Regions from separate parts of the Mus musculus genome. Here region 1 is linked to region 2. A link is a loop called in an ENCODE intact Hi-C map of the cell type or tissue named here. Cell type or tissue: gastrocnemius. All regions are shown on one strand. Each heading gives the region's core, and the rest is flanking DNA. Links, peaks and the distances in the headings are about the cores only. Region 1 holds the start of Mroh8 (maestro heat-like repeat family member 8). Region 2 holds the start of Blcap (bladder cancer associated protein).

Region 1 (5,350 bases), core at 351-5,350, 290 kb before region 2:
CAGCTCACGTGTAATTCTTAAGTGAAAGCTGATGGCTCTTTTCATTTACACCAGTAGGAAAGACACAACTGCAACAATGAAGCCATGGTCAAACTACTCACAGTGCAAACCCTGCAGACGTAGCACTTTGTTTATGGCAGCCATGGTTGGTAGCAAATCCATGCTATGGCTGAGGGTAACTCTGAATATCATGTCCGCCTGCCAGGTTTCCTAAGTGCTGGGTATCACAGGCTGAACCATCAAACCAGCTGGGACACATTGTAAAAGTTAACTTCTATTCACCTTTTTTCCTTCATTAGGTTTCGATAATAATGAAACAATAAACCAAGCTTGCTTTGCCATATATGCCAATTTTATAGTGTAAATATTCCAAAATCATGGCCAGAAATCAAGCTACAAATGTTACCTTTGGAAACAAACTGTGTAGTGGTAGATATTCTATTTTATCGCGGTAGAGGGAATCTTGTGTACTGTGTGGAAGCATCAATAAAAAGCTGATGGCCTATTCAAAAAAGACAGGAAATCAGAAGTGGGAGTTCTGGTTGAGAGCTAGGTTCTCTGGGAGTTAGTCAGACATAGGAAGTTAGACATCCAGACTCTAAGGAGACAGACTATGAAAGTGAGGAGAGGTAGAATAGAATAGAATAAATGGGTTATATAAGTTATGAGCTAGTCAGGAAACAAGCCCACGCTTATGGCCTAGACATATTCATAAATAATTAAGTCTCGGAGTTATTATCTGGCAACAAGGGCAAGGGGAGAAAAGACTGTGGTTACATATCACTTTCCAGCAGTGAGGTATAGCGGTGGATTTTGGCTATGTGGCTTTGGCTCCCTGCAGATTACACCAGTGCACCTGCTATCTTTGCTATCTTTGGATTCACAAATGAGACACACACACACACACACACACACACACACACACACACACACACATTAGCTTCTTTTTAAAATGCCTTGGCTACCTCAAAGGTTGGGCACTCCTAAACCTTCCTCTGCTACCCAAGGCCCAATCGGGAAACTGGCCAGCGGCTACCCACCCAAATTCTCACATGGCCAGTCGGCCCTCTCTTCTGAAGCTCTCCTCTTCCGTCTCCCACCACATCCTGGCAATCTTCTGTGCCCCTGTGTCCTAGCCATAGCAACTCTAAGGGTCCCACCCGACTCCTGTTCCCCAGCCATTGGCTGCTGGCATCTTTATTGATGGATCAAAAACCAACTGTGGACAAGGACCTTTAGCGTTTGGACAGGCAGACTGAATCAAAGCATTAGAACCAATCTCCAACAATGAGGTATTACATACATATAGGCAATGACAAGACAAATGCTGCGACAATGCTAACATGTCGTGAGATCAGGAAATGAAGACTTTAATTTCCAGCACATTTTCTTTCACTTTATGACTATATAATTTAATGTCCTAAATAGCTATTTGCAAAAATTCCAAAAAACTTAACAGCTGGCTCCCTCTCTAGCACACCACTGGCTTGTCTTATTACTGAACTGGTAGAGTTCTTTAAATATATCCTAGTTCAGCACTACCCAATATAACTTTCTGGGATAATGAAAATATCTGTCCTGTAATTTCAAATTACTCAGTGCAAGATCCACCAGCTACCCTGAGCACAGCATTGGCTGATCAGAAGCATAGTATAGCTGAGGAGCTGAAGCTTAAATTTTACTTAATTGGACTAAGTTCAAAGAGAAATTACTGCAGAGAGCTAGTGACTGCTGTATGGAGGAGTGGTCCGACTCCCCGCTACATATCTGGAGTGATACTGAAGAGAAGCAGCATTGCTGTATTGCAAAATTCTACATGTTCACAATAGTTAATTAGCACACATCTAGGCTGTCATCAGAACGCAAGGGCTGAAATATTTCCTTCCTTTTAAAGTATTAAAAGTAACATTTCACAGAATAATAATAAAGAGTAAATAAGATAACATATGTAGGGTGCTCAGTACTCTTTCTGCCTATATTGTGAGCTCGGTAATCAGAGCTACACATTAGTTCTGGCTTCCATTTTTGAGTCTGTTAAATTTGCAGACCAGCGCATCCCTCAACCCTTCCTGGAGTAGACAGCAATTAACACGGAGACCCAAAACTGGTCAACACACAGAGAATAAGAGATCTTGGGACACTCAGCCCTAAATGGGATGTCTACAGCATCCCCTTTACCTCAGGGCTCATGGGCGTGGGTCTATGTGGAAGAGGAGAAGGATTGTTTAAGAGCCAGGGGTGATAAACGGCTTCCAATAAGCAGTTTTTCAGGGATTGTGTCAGTATGCACAAGACCCACAAAAGCTCAAGCCATACAAAACACAGAGAAGGGGGAGTGGGCACAAAAGACCCAACTGTAGCCAAAACTATTCATAACTGATAGCTGCTGGGAGAGGGAAAATCAGTTTTCTTCAGTGGAGTGACTGGGTATATCAACCACTCTCCAGGGCAGGACTCCATGCTTAGTTTGTTTTTTACTTTAGAAAGAGGAAAAATAGAGCATGAGTTGGGTGTGTAGGGAGTTGGGGGAGGATATGGAAGGTGTTGGGGGAAGGAAATGAATATGATCAAAATATATTGTATGAAATTTTCAAAAAAAAAAAATCAAACATTTTAAAACGCTCCTCTCCGTTACCTGTATAGCTCACAGGTTTGAAAACTGGATAAACCCTCACTCACCAGCCAATTATTAATAATCTAAGTAATGCATTAACCATAATTTCCCAAAGTGGATAAAATCAAATGTTACGATAACGCTCCCCTCCCAACCGGACCCTTTTAAAATTGGCCGGGCTGCGGGAGAGAACCGTGAGTGACAGCGCGTCCGGCCAGTCACTGTCACTGGCCAATCAGAGGTGGCCCCGTCTTAGGCCCGCCCCAAGGCCCGGCCCAATCGGGTCCCGGTGGCGGCGTGAGCAGGGCGGTTGAGAGGCGGTCGGTTCCAAGTGGGTCCCGGCGCGGGGGAGAGGACGGCTTGGCAAGCAGGACCCGTGAGTGAGGTTCGCACGCCGCGACTCAACTGCCCCACACTGCGGCTGCCGGGCACGGCCCTGCCAAGCGGGACCGCCGCGACTGACCTTTGCCGGGAGCCCATTCTGGCAAGTGGCGTGTGCCGCGGGTCCCTGGCGTCCCCTCCGGCGCGCTCTTGGAGCCACTTCCCGGAGCGGAAGTCTGCCTGCTCGGGCTCCGGTGGGACCTGCTCGGAGGAATGGCGCCGCCGGGTGAGGCGTTGCGCATGGCTCAATAGTGGGGCCCCGCGGCCGACACGCTTTGGGGAGCGGGGCGTCGCCCGCGGGAGGCTAGTGCGGACCACACGGGCGCCGGCTAGGCGCGGTTCCCCTCCCCTACGGGGCAGGGGCATGGGCACGGGCGCTTTCGGGGTCGAGCGTGTGGCGGAGGCTGCGAGCTGGTGAAGTGCTGGGGACCCGAAGGGTTGGTGGCGGGGCGTGCGACGTGGGACTACGGGTCCCCGCAAGGCCGAGCGCGAGCCCGGGCAGCGCGGAGCCCGAGCCTGGCCTCCTCCATTCATTCGAGTAGTACCAGCGGCCTACGCCTGTCACAGAGAGCCACCCCTGGCATCATGAAAGCTTTTGAGCATGTCACTAGACTTTCTTCGACTTCTAGGTTCCTTTTCCCTGACAGGGACAGGAGACTCACAGGTCTGTCTGGGAGCTGAAAGCCTAGGGTATGAAGTGATATTACGGGTGCAGACTTGTAACCGGCCACGTATTGATTGTGAGAACAGAAGCCAGGGACTCAACAGCTTAGTTTCTCATCTGGTATCTGCTTCGCAAGAGTTGTGTTAAATGATATTTCTGTGCTTGCTTTTAACAGTGCCGGGCAAAACTCAATGCTTGGTAGATTCTGAGTGGATAGGTGGGAATCTTAGTGTATTCAAGTCACTATTTTATTTGTTGGTAAAGTGGCTAAAGTCAGAACTTGCATTGAAACTTAAGTTTGAGTTTCAGTTATTTGTCTCAGGGCAAGGGAGTGGGCACCTACTTAAGAACCTTTTTTCTTTTCTTTACTTAGATAGGGTCTAGGGAGCTGGGAGTTGGTTCAGTGCAACTTGTGGATCTGAGTTCAAATCTTAGCACTGGGTATGGCTGGCTGCATTGTGCACGTAACCCCAGCATTGGAGGGCAGAGACCAGCAGATCCCAAGAGGTAACCATCTAGTCTAGCAAAAATGGTTCTAGATCAGTGAAAAGGCCCTGCCTCAAGGCAAGAAGGCATAGAACATCAGAGGAAGTCATCCTGTGTTTACTCTGGCCTCTGCATGCCTGTGCACTGGCATACACTTATGTGCATGTACCACAATACACACAGAATAGGTAGGGTCTTACTATGAAGCTGGGGCTCCAGCTCAGACTCACCATCTTGCCTCTGTTTCCCTAGTCCTGGAGTGACAGGTATGAAATAGTTTACAAACCATTTCTTGGTTTGTAAAATGCAGAAAATACCCACCTCACTTGGATATTAGAAGGCTTAAAGACTGGTGCAGTGCATACAAAGAACTCAGTATAATTTGGGCCTACCCATTCAATTGAGTGTTCAAGTACGAGCCAGAAAAGTTGCTACTGTGCTTAAGTGTAGAAAGATTCAGCTTCTGGCACAGAGGCTATAAGGGGATTCACAGTTTAGCTGGAGGAGCGGTGATCATAGTCCTTCACTACATCAAATCCCTGATTGCCCATTGGTCATTGGGAATTTTGCCAAATGCCTCGATGTCTCTTTCTCTACATCTTCTTAGCCATTGGCAATTCTGATAGGTTTTAACTTCAAATTGTGGCAAGACTGACTATTTCCTTAGCACCTCCACCTCTGTTCCCTTATTGGCTCTCATTCTTTCTGTATTTGGAGCATGGCAGTATCCTCCTACATAGCTCCTCCCCCTCCTCCTGTCTTCACCCCTGCTTAGGCGGGTGTAACGGGTATAACCCAGTATTGTCTTCAGCAAAGCAATCCTGTTAAATTGCTTGTCAGATCGCTTCCCTACTCAGAGCTGTGCTGTGGTCCCTTCTTTCAGTTGCCTTCTTTCAGTTGCCTACAGGTCCTTTGGATTGGCTTCTGCTACCTGTTAACATATGAGCTCCAATCCTGTCTTTGTATCTAGTTTTCTTGTTACAGTTTCTCATTTGGGCCTTGAGAGATCACTGCATACAGAACACATTCCTCCCAAGATACCAAGACACCTGTTCTGTGCTTTATTTTCTCTCCAGTGCCTCTCTGCTTTCCAATGGGATAAATCATGGTTCTTAACTTTTTTTTCCCACTAGAATGTAATCTGTTTGAGAATGGCGGTTCCGAGCTGTATGTTTATTTTTAACACTAAACTAGTGCTTGGGGTT
Region 2 (5,372 bases), core at 174-5,173:
TCATTCAGCACTAGGGAATTACGGGGGAAAGTAGCACAGATTTTGGTGTGGCCTTGGCTTTTCCACCCAGCCAGGTTGCTTTTAGTTCCCTACTAAGGTCCAGATGAGCCCCATACACATCAGAGAGGCGGGATTCCACAGGACTTGGATGTGAAACCCATTCCAAGGCGCGGTCTTCCTTAGCAGGGTAGATACAGCTGCTGCTAAGGCCTGAAGTCAGGTCAGGTCCTGTGCCTGCCCCGTAGTTACTCATCTGCAGTCAGTGGCTACCTCCTTTATGGTTAGAAACTTCTGTGGTTTGCCATACTAAACTCATTGAACCTTGAGTACATATACAACACAGGTTCCAAAGGAAGGTTGACTCTCCCCTTGGAGATCTGGAGTGGGGGGCCTGATGTCACTCTATTGTTCCATGTTCTAACGTCAGCCCAAATTAGATGCCAGCTGAGTACACAAAAGCCAAACCAGGGAGAAAGGAGTCTGGCTACTCTGGTCATAGCATATCCTGTGCCCATCCCTAAGCCAGGAGGCTACTACTGGTAACTCCAGGGCTTTCCAGATGATCTTGGTAAAACCTTTTTCTTCCATCTATTATCCAGCAGTGATGAGTGTAGGTGGAGTCTTCAAGGCGCCCTGGTGACCCTGAGAATGTGAATGTCTACTACCCACTTTCTTCTCCCACTCCACACCCTTTTGTCCTGACAGCAAACTAAACCCTCCAGAGGAGGCAGGAATGTGTTCGTGCCCTTTCTTTGTGTCAAACCTGCAAGCCTGATACAAAACCACCTTGTTTATACAATGCTTCCACAAGCTATGCATTAAAACATTTTATTCTCACATAAAGCAATGGGATGTGTCTTTATTGCAAAGTCCTTAGTACACAGAACTAAATATCCCTTTTTCTTAAAGAGGTTGCTACCTCCAAAGAGGAGCAAAGGTGGAGAAGGTGAAGTGGAACAGCTTTATGGGAATCTAGCAACACACGAGATTCCAGGCACTAATGCCAGAGAAGGCCTGACCAGCTCAAGCTCAGTAGGGTGGAGGTTACTAAGTACCAAAACTTTTAGAGATGTGGGTTCTAGGAGACTTTTAAGTCTATCTGTAAAGTAACTGAATTGTGACTGAAATGTATCTGAGGGACAGGACAGGAATTAAGATTTTTGGCTTTGACTCTGGGGCTGGCCAAAGACAGCTTAATTACACAGAGGTTTTGAAGGAAGCAGGCTCGCTGCTGACTCCTTACTAGATATCTACTTTCAAACTTGGATCGCTTCAGGAGCCAACATCCCAAAGGGCGAGCCTCTGAGCTGGCAGCTAATCTTCCCCAGGAGATTTAAATGTGTATACACAAACATAAGACTAATTTACCAAAGTCTCTTTTTTCAGGTGACCACTGACTTCTTCCATATGCCTGAGAGACAATGTTTGCCACAATCTTCTCTGGAAATAATCCTGTCCCCCTCCCTCCACAGGGCTCATACCACACCAGGATACAGATTCCTGAACATTCCCAGGGCAGAGCCAGAAGACAGAGAGGAAGGCAATACAGGGCTCTTGGTAAATCACACAGTCACAAGCTTGAATGGAATGCGTGTATTTCAAAGAGAACAAGTAAAAAGGGCAGCCTAACTCTCATCCCCCTAGAAATAACAGGTAAGAAGTTAAAGTGTTCTGTCAACAACTTTAAGATGACCATTTTCAGATCGAGAATTGATCTGGTTCCTGGAAACTGACCAAGGTTCCAGAAATCCAATCTTTAAACAGGAACTCTGGCCATTAATGAATCTTGACTTAAAAGAAACAAGCCAGCTCAATCTAATGCTTGCCAGGGGCACATAAAATGGAACTTTTTTTGGGTCCTGGCTTTGGTGTTGCAGTTCAGATGGCTGACAGGATGGCTGGACCATGTCAGACAGGGCAGAGCTGTCCCCAATATATCAGTTCCCTGAAAGGGACAAAGAAGATCCGAACCTATAAACAGAAATAACCTATAAACTAGAACGGGCCCCAGTTTCCCAAGTAAAAAGAGACAAGAGACTTAGAAGAAACCTAAAGGTGGTTTGGCAGAGAAAGGAAAAAAAAAAAAAAATCGACTGTCCCCATCCCCCATTCTTCCTTTCCAGCCAGGCACTCCGTTCCTTCTGCTGCCCTTGAGTGCCACTCCCCACAAACTGGAGAGGGAACCGGTGTCCAGACTCGACGAAAAGTTGGTGGAAGTGAGAAGCACACGGGACCCGTAGCAGATGGTCACCCTATCACTCCGGACACAAAAGAGAGCGTTCGGGGCCCACTTCTACTTTCTCCCCACACTCCTTCGGATAAGGGTGGGGGAAGAAAAAGAAAAAAAAAGGGGGGGGGGAGAGAAACTGAAGTGGCGAGGAAAGAGTGTCCAGCCTCCCAGAAGCTGAGCCCCTCGCCAAGGTCCGGAACAGAGGAGGTGGTGGTCGCGCCCGCCCCTCCCAGCCCCGTCCCGGGAGCGCGCTGACCTTGGAGGCCAGAGTGACAGCTAAGGAACCCCGGAACCCACCCAAGGGACGGGAAGGGACCACCCCCAAGGCCCAGGTTGGGACGAAAAGGGGAGGTCATCTGACGCCAGACAAGGGTGCGCCCGACCCCGGCCGCGCGGAAAGCCCCGGCGAGAGGCCAAGCGACGCCTAAGGTGACCCCGGAGGGCTAACATGGCGGCGCGGCCGCACCGAGCGCTCTCACCCTGCCCAGGCGGGCGACGCCACGATACCTGCGAGCCCCACCATGGCACTGCCGCCACTGTCGCCGTCGCCGCCGCTGCTTGCCTCCACCTTAGCTCGCCACCAACGCCGCAGGAGCTGGGGAGACGCCCCCTTCGTCTTCTAGTGGAGCGGTCCAAGGACCCCCGGTCCAGAACCGAGCTGTCTTCTGAGAACGCCTGACAAACTGGCTCAAAGCGAGGCTACTCTCAGACACTCTCCCCTCAGTATCCGCCACGAAATGTCCTTTCTGAGTTTTTAGTAGACTTGAATAAAATTATGGGGCGCTAAGGTCTTCAAACCCGTGGAATATTTGGTCAGGCGTATCTTAGGCAGCCCCGAACCTCCGGCCCATGGTCCCCTTCATGCATATGCAGCAGATTGTGATTCTTACTCTTTGAGAGCTCCGCGGGCGAGCGAGGTGTAGTTACGCTGATGAGCGTAACTCCGCAGAATCCTTAGCACCTTGTGATTTGTGTACTTTGGGAAAACTTCTCGTGGCTCAGATCTGGCCCTTCAACCACGGGCTGAGGACGTGCTTCCTCCTTGGTGAGGAAATGGCTTGCCCCAGGCTTGTTAATGTCTAGATGAGTCAGTGTGGTCACTTACTAGCTTATTAGCCACGTTCCTGACCTCATACTGTGCGCAAGCGCAGTGCTAGAGGCTAAGGAGGTACAATTCTACTCCTGACCCCAATTTTCTCAGTCACCAGGGTGAGAGTGAGTGTCGGGGGATAGTGGAGAGACTACCACCCAGTAACCACTTGTAGTCGCACCAGTACATGATTTGTAATTAGGCATCGTGGAAGGCACTAGGAGGCAAAGTAAAGAGAGGAGAAATGAGTGGAATCCTGGTGTCTGGAGTGGGCGAGGGTTGGGGCCGTCTTAGGCATATTGAGTTTGTGCATTGTGTGAGTGAGGGGTCTTGTTCCAGACATGGAGGTGACAACCCTAAGGGTGGAAGGTGAACAAGGAATATGACAGGTACCTTGGTCATGAATTTGAATTTTTGTCTTGAGAGACATGGGAAGCTATGTTCTTCGAGGCAATGAAAAGAAATCTGGGTCTCTCCGAGGCCATTGACTTTCAGGGTTAGAAAACATGAAAGTGAGGTTTGGGACAGGAAGCCAGTTAAGCAACCAGAACATCTTTCCAGACACAAAGTCATGGTGACTCAGACAGGTAGTGACTAAGGGAGCTAGAAGAGATCATATCAAACTGGGTGCGGGAAGCACATACTGAGGCACAGGCATTGACTCCTAAGCTGTGGCTGTAGGGATGAAGAAGAGGTGAAGAGCCCTTGGCCAGGGTGGAAAGGCCCGAAGACAGGCTGCTAGGGGACAATCAGAAGTGGGACAGAGAACTCAGTAGCGGAAATGCCTGGGCACACCGTGGATGGAGAGAGTGGACCTGTATAAGGGCTGGTGGGCCTCCCTCAGCACACGGGTCTTGGTAGTGTCTAGAAGCCAAGGGGATCCAAGGCAGGAAGGAAGGAGGCCAATGGTGATCTAGGGAGGAGCTGGGAAAGGAACTGCAGAAGCGGGGTGCAGCAGACTCTCTTGTCCCTACTGCCACAGGCTGGTCCATGAAGCAGGGGTTCCGTGGAGTGGAGCTGGCTGGTGCTGACTCACGTGGGAGACTTTGGACACCTTGGATTCGGGAATGAGATGGCTCTGTAGCCTGTTCTTCATGTTGCCTCTCTCTCTCTTTCTTTCTTTCTTTCTTTCTTTCTTTCTTTCTTTCTTTCTTTCTTTCTTTCTTAACAGTAAATTACTGCCTTAAAAAGGAGGGGCTGGCGAGATGGCTCAGTGGTTAAAAGCACCGACTGCTCTTCCGAAGGTTCTGAGTTCAAATCCCAGCAACCACATGGTGGCTCACAACCATCTGTAATGAGATCTGATGCCCTCTTCTGGTGCATCTGAAGACAGCTACAGTGTACTTAGATATAATAATAAAAAATAAATCTTAAAAAAAAAAAAAAAAAGGAAATGAGTGGCCGGGCGTGGTGGTGCACACCTTTAATCTCAGCACTCAGGAGGCAGAGGCAGGCAGATTTCTGAGTTTGAGGCCAGCCTAGTCTACAAAGTGTGTTCCAGAACAGCCAGAGCTACACAGAGAAACCCTGTCTCAAAAAACAACAACAAACAACAACAAAAAACAAAAACAAAAAAAAAAAAAAAAAGGAAATGAGTGGCGGATACATGGAATGGCTTGGTGTCTCAGAGGACCTGGGTTTCTTCCAACACTCTGTTATCCTTCAGTTCATGGGCACAAGATGATCCCAGTTCCAGGTGTCACACCTGAGCGGGGATGGGTTGAGACCACAGCGGGTTGGGCTGTGACCCTCATGTTTAATTGCTTATGAGTCCTTTACCTGTACCTGGTTTTCTGTCATCTAACAACAGAAGAAAACAGAGGGCCAGGGAGCTCTTGTTAAATGAATAGCGGTCTGAGCACTGAATGGGGGCAACTCAAATTACTGCCTGAAAACAGAAGAGCTGTTATCGCACTTACAGGATTTTGATAGGTTATTTCTCTGCCGCCAGTGAAATGAGCCAATTCAAGCCAGATTAGAATATTTTGAAGGCAGGTTTATTGGGAAGCTGCTCTCTGGTGAATTCACTGGCCCTAAGGAACGAGGCCGGAA

Evidence for each region. A loop is a pair of places that touch in the nucleus more often than their neighbours do. Peaks named below come from ENCODE experiments on the same cell type or tissue, not always from the same donor. Only the 100,000 strongest peaks of a DNase experiment are listed, where the experiment ranks them.
Region 1: it touches region 2 in a loop (4-fold over the local background); 15 of 42 quality-filtered maps call a loop at or near these places.

The regions. Positions count from the first base shown.
Region 1 is chr2:157,276,115-157,281,464 of GRCm38, forward strand. Mroh8 (maestro heat-like repeat family member 8) reads right to left here and starts at 3,435. Exons shown (of 25, transcript NM_001039557.4): 1 at 3,078-3,435. The coding sequence starts at 3,361. It overlaps Rpn2 (ribophorin II), which reads left to right and starts at 2,984. Exons shown (of 17, transcript NM_019642.4): 1 at 2,984-3,221. The coding sequence starts at 3,209. In gastrocnemius, for the core only: a CTCF peak has its summit at 3,063; DNase peaks (open chromatin) are centred at 2,898 and 3,415; H3K4me3 peaks cover 2,427 bases; H3K27ac peaks cover 1,416 bases.
Region 2 is chr2:157,563,511-157,568,882 of GRCm38, forward strand. Blcap (bladder cancer associated protein) reads right to left here and starts at 2,851. Exons shown (of 2, transcript NM_016916.3): 1 at 2,738-2,851. In gastrocnemius, for the core only: no CTCF peak of the experiment used is centred there; DNase peaks (open chromatin) are centred at 2,815, 3,076 and 3,324; H3K4me3 peaks cover 3,664 bases; H3K27ac peaks cover 3,979 bases.